Regions from separate parts of the Homo sapiens genome. Here region 2 is linked to region 1. A link is a loop called in an ENCODE intact Hi-C map of the cell type or tissue named here. Cell type or tissue: IMR-90. All regions are shown on one strand. Links, peaks and the distances in the headings refer to the core of each region. The heading gives the core; the rest is flanking DNA.

Evidence for each region. A loop is a pair of places that touch in the nucleus more often than their neighbours do. Peaks named below come from ENCODE experiments on the same cell type or tissue, not always from the same donor. Only the 100,000 strongest peaks of a DNase experiment are listed, where the experiment ranks them.
Region 2: a loop joins it to region 1, with 2.2 times the contacts of the local background. A loop is called at or near these places in 2 of 110 quality-filtered maps.

The regions. Positions count from the first base shown.
Region 1 is chr7:84,007,958-84,010,887 of GRCh38, forward strand. The region is part of intron 9 of SEMA3A (semaphorin 3A); the gene reads right to left. Among named protein-coding and RNA genes, the nearest start is that of SEMA3A, 190 kb to the right of the region's middle. In IMR-90, for the core only: no CTCF peak of the experiment used is centred there; a DNase peak (open chromatin) is centred at 1,284; H3K27ac peaks cover 181 bases.
Region 2 is chr7:84,176,247-84,179,176 of GRCh38, forward strand. The region is part of intron 1 of SEMA3A (semaphorin 3A); the gene reads right to left. Among named protein-coding and RNA genes, the nearest start is that of SEMA3A, 17 kb to the right of the region's middle. In IMR-90, for the core only: no CTCF peak of the experiment used is centred there; no DNase peak of the experiment used is centred there.

The DNA of each region.
Region 1 (2,930 bases), core at 303-2,802:
GATGTGCCACATTATATTATTTTTAAATTCCCAAAAGTATTAGATCAAGTAGAAGTTGATTCTTGTGAAGACACTTAAAATCAGCTCTTTCTAACACAGAAAATAATTACGTTAGTAGCTATTTCACTCAGTTAAAGTGGAGAATTACAGCAATTATACTCATCATTTCACTAAACAAAAATTTTGTTCGCTAAACAAAAAATCAGATAGACTGGAAGTAAGCCACTGAATTGCCACAATTTTCCATTTTATGGCAGGGCGCGGTGGCTCAAGCCTGTAATACCGGCACTTTGGGAGGCCAAGGCGGGCGGATCACAAGGTCAAGAGATCGAGACCATCCTGGCTAACACGGTGAAACCCCGTCTCTACTAAAAATACAAAAAATTAGCCAGGTGTGGTGGCGGGTGGCTGTAGTCCCAGCTACTCGGGAGGCTGAGGAAGGAGAATGGTGTGAGCCGGCGAGGTAGAGCTTGCAGTGAGCCTAGATCGTGCCACTGCACTCCAGCCTGGGCTACAGAACAAGACTCCGTCTCAAAAAAAAAAAAAAAAAAGAAAGAAAAAGAAATTCCATTTTATTAGGCTTATAGAAATGTGGCTTGAGTAATGTATTTATACAAAGATATTAAACAGTTCTGCACATTTAAAATATGGAATGCTTATCTTTTAAACAAACTTCCCCCTTGAAAATTACATATAAATCAGACCAAATGAACAACATGTGCTTGCAATAGTTTGTTATTGGAAACTACTGCATATAGACAGCGATTCATAGACTGCAAGTTTCATGAGGGAAGAGACCATGCCTGGCTTCTTTTCGGCTACATCAATTACATATATCACATGGCATTTCAGAGAGTAAACCTTAATAAATACTTACAGAATTTAATAACATTTTCATAGCAGAACAAATAGCAAATTAGTGCATACTTGATACATCACACTTTGTAATGTTTGGGTTATCTATCCCCTTTCCATTATTCTTTGCTTATCTTTGATTAAGTCAGCTATCATCGAAATACTTAAGGAGTATGATAGGTAGCTATTAGGACTCACATACAAATATCCATTCTATTGACATAAAGAGGTGAAATTATTTTATCTCTAGCTCTCAAAAGGTGGTCCCTAGACAAACAACATGGGCATCACCTGGGTACTTGTTTGAACTGCATATTCTTAGGTCCCATTTAATTTCTATTGAGCCAGAAACTCTGGAGGCAAGGCCTAGGAATCTGAATTTTATCATGCTGTCTAGGAGATTCTGATGCACACTCAAATTTGAGTCACTGCACTAAGCAATGAGTAAACAGAAGAAATGGATTCATATTTGTCTGAGTCTCTCAAGTTCTATAGCTTAGTCATTCTGGTTTTCTTTTTTTCCAAAGGGAAGAAATATTATTTAGGTATGCAGAACTGCAAATAGTTTTAGGAATATGGATTCCTTAATTTTTATGTGATTTTAAAAAATTATTGAGTAAAAACATCCAAGCAATTTGTAATGGCTTTAATAGTTACAGAATAAAACAGTGTTGGACATTGCAGTTAATCATTTTCTTTGCTATCAAAGTTACTTGCAGTACTTTTCCTGACTTTCGATTTTTAATTATTTTTCTTTTAACATTTCATCCATATCCCAATGCATATCCTTCTTTATATGCATGTAAATGTACATGTGTTTCTTTCAACAACCCCAGGTAATGTGAACTTTATACTGAATGTAATAGTCTAGAGGGAAATAATCTCTGCTTAATTGACAGCGAGAGACTTAGGGAGGATGAGAAATAGGAAAAGGAGAAGGATGAGGAAAGAGGGAAGGAGGCAAGAGGAAGAGAGAGAAAGAGAGGAAGTAGAAGGGGAAGGAAGAAGGGAAGGAGCCCGTGGAGAAAGAGCAGGAAAAGCAGGGCAGGGATAAAAAGACAAGGAAATTAAGTTTGAGTTTGACACTGGTTACAAAAAAAAAAAAAAAAAAAAAAACCCAGTCATAATGTTGTAATGCTGAAAGTTTTTGTTTGTTTTTATTATGTGCTGTAATGGTGAAGACTTTTGTTTTTATTATGTCTTTTTATGTGATTATAATGTAACCCTAGTGCTGTAATGCTGAAGGTTTTTGTTTATTTTGTTTATGTCTTTTTACATGATTATTTTAAAATCTGGGTTACAAGGTAGATAATAAAAAACTAAATGGAGCCTCAGGGAAAAAAAAGTAGATTTTTTTACAAAGAGAATCTATTTACTGACTTAAAAAGCTTTAAAACTATTTACACTATGTAAAGTGTCTTCAATTGTTATATTAATAACTTTTCACACAATCTTAGCTAAAAGGTTGAGAAGCGATGATTGTATTAATAATTTTTTAAATTACCTAAAAGCAATTAAAACATTTCTTTTGTAAACAATCAACTTTCTCCAAACATACACATTTCTAGTTTAGTTCTAGGTTTAAAGGTTTAAAGAATGCAGAAAAGTGTAGCAAATATCCCATCTGTGGAATAGAGATACTGGGAAGAACCATGGACTGTTTTGACATTTCCAGATGTATTTTGTCCCCAGATTCCCATGCTAATCATCTGGGCAAAGATAGGACTTTCAGTGGAATTGCTGATGGGCTTTTCTCTGATCTCATTCATTAGCAATTGACTAAAGTGACAGAGATCAAGAGACAGAGAACTTTTTCCATTATATTTTCAACAAATTTTAAATTAATTTTTCCATCCTTAATTTATATCCCTACAAACTCTTCCCAAAACTCAGACTTCCATCTGTATAATATTTTACATTATTATAATAATGTAAAAGGTTTAAAGTCAAAGATATGCATAAGATGACATGAACATTTCAAACTGTTTATTACATATTCACATCATTACAATGATGATTTTTTCTAAAATTGATTTAGAAAACAAACATCTACGTAGATCATAACTTCTTTCAGT
Region 2 (2,930 bases), core at 289-2,788, 170 kb after region 1:
TTTAAGTGAAGGTCCCAATTAGTATAAATAGTAAGAACTTTGAAGAAAAGGACCAGCAAGTCAAAAAATTAGTATCCAGACTGGAATGAAGATCAGAGGGGTGTAAATATGTTTTCTATTGGGATTTCTCCCACAAATGGTTCATTTTCCTTGTATTTAATGGAAAACATACCACGAGTTGGATGTAAAACCTATCAGAAATTATTCATTATCTTCTAAGATGTATGAGCATATTTATTTATGAAAGATGGTATGGAACATCACTAGGGTGCCAGATTAATGCCTATGAGTCTATAACAGTGGCTTAAAAATCCCAAGGATAATAGTTTAAAGGATCAGTATTTGTAAACCAAGTGAATAGTTTAACATCTAAAACTTGAGTGGTGTTTAAGAATGTAAACACATTTTTTAAGCATTTAATCCAACTTTTGGACCTGACAGGGAGCAATTCCTGTCATTCCCTATTCAATCACATTTCCAAGCCACTCTGACAATGTTAGTTTGTGAAGTGGAAGCAATGACTTTGACAAAAGTAAATACTTCCAACAATTCAGTCTAGTCATTTTTCCTAATAGAATGCACGAAAGTTTAGGGTGTGCAACATGCAATTTCAGTAGTGAAGATAACTGACTATGGAAACTGGAAAAATGCCACCATCTAAGCCTTCTTCCACTGTTGCATAACAATATCTAGCCCCGAGCCATAAAATTAGACTACTTTAGTGGTGCTGTCAAGTTGCTTGGCAGTATTTTTGGAATAGTGTTCTATTATTAGGAACACCTAGGGAAAATGTTGAGAAAATGCCTTCAAAAAGTAAAAAGGACATGATGAAGCATGTTCATTCAAATAAAGCTCATGCATCTACAAGAATCACTTAAGTAAAAATAGTTGAAAGAATAAACCCATAATCCAGTGGAATGCCTTTAGAACTGTTATATCAGAAGACAGAATGAGAAAAAGATACAGCATTTACTGTATGTAGCTGGTATGGCTCATGAAGTTTATTTTGATTTATCAAATATCAGAAGACACATTATAATAAAGCAACATAAACATAGGTTACTTGTATTTGGTTTACCTCAGTAGGCCATGCATTCATTCTCCTATGTGTTTATAATATAAAGTTATCACCTCTGTTCTTTACCTACAGCCTCTGTCCATTATTGTTAAACAAGGTAAAACACTCTGTTTTCCTGGGCTAAAAGAGACTACATATTCTTGAGCACAACTTCAATAATAAATGAAACTTAATGAAATTATGGGAACATGTTATTCAGTAATAATGATAAATTGTTTTTTATAGGTTTTGTTCCATGCATATTTATTATGCTCACTTTTTATAAAGTATATTGAGAAAAAAACCCTAGTAATTTTTATCCAACAATTAAATATCCTCTACAAAAGTATAAATAATTTTGTAAGTTGGAGTTGTTTCCTCTCTAAAATGAATGAGAGATGTAAGAAGAAACAGAAGTATTAACTGATTTATTTTTAAGGAAAGTTTCTCTTCCTGAATTCCACCTCACAACATCTTTTGTTTTCTCTGGATTCCACTCTTCTGATTTGATTTACTTCCACCCCTTTAAATGTCATGATAAACTTCTGGATATAACATTGTATTAAACAACTGTATTGTTAGCTGCAACTACTGGAATATCTTGTCATCTTGCTCTTTCAACTCTCTCCTAATGTATACATATTGGCTTAGTCACTCTTCATCAATCCTTTCAGAAGACAAAGAGAATAATAGAAAGTCACACACAACAATTACTATGTAATTCATCAAATGTAGCCACACTGAATGAAATTATTTATTCAACTGAATGGTTAATACAATGCAGGGAAAAAGCAAACAAATTATCTTTTCCTCTCCAAACATAGCTTGTGTATTTACCTAATTGCCCACACTATTATCTCAACTCTTGAGTTATCTTACTTGTCTTGTTCCTTCGATCCACAGCTCTTATCTAATTCCTTTGTAAATAAGGCCTCTTTTGCTTTTTTATAACACTTATTGTCTATTCAGCACTTTGATCGCTTGACCTGGTACTTCATATTGTGAGTCATTCTTACATTTTCTATCAATGTATAATATTCACTGAGCCTTTACCACGCCAAGCCCTTTGCTGAGTGCTCCCTGTGTCTCATCCATACACATTTTTAACAGGCACTGTCCAAGTCTCATGTAATCTACACAACAATCCAAAAGAGGTAGATCTTTTATTATTATCCCTATCTTACAAATAAATATTAAGTTTAGTGGGTTATATTGTCCAAGGTCACACAGAAAATTAGTGTCAGACTTGAGCTCAAATCTCTCTGATTCCTAAAACCAAGCTGTTAATTACTATACTGATTACAACTAAACTGTAGTTCTTAGTGCCTTGCTAATGTACCCAAATATATAAATTAAATATAATAATTATTGCAATTTTATAAATTATTTAATTATGTCCATTGGAAACTAAGTGAAAGAGGCAACAGACAATTACTGACTACCTCTTTTGTGACGTCCTTTGTTTGCTCATAGAAGTTACTTGCCCATGGTTATTCAATTAGTCCCTGAACTTATTTGATACAATTTTCTTACAAATGTCTTAGCAAACTAAAATACTGAACATTTAATCAGATGCTGGTGACACTTTCTCTCTTGCTTTTCATTCATTCTACTTCCTTCAGCTAGAATGTTCTCCATTCTTTCCCACCCCTCCATGCCTGCCAAACGGTTCTTTGATTCCTACTTCAAATATTTCTTTTCACATAAAGACTTTCCTGACTTCTTGACCCACTGTGATATCAAATTTTCTCAACACTCACAGTTCTTTATTGGTATATATCACACATTTTCCCCATAAAGTGTGTTTTGACATACTTGCCTACCTTTCCCATTGAACATAAGTTCTTTGGTGCAGAACATATCGTACTTACCT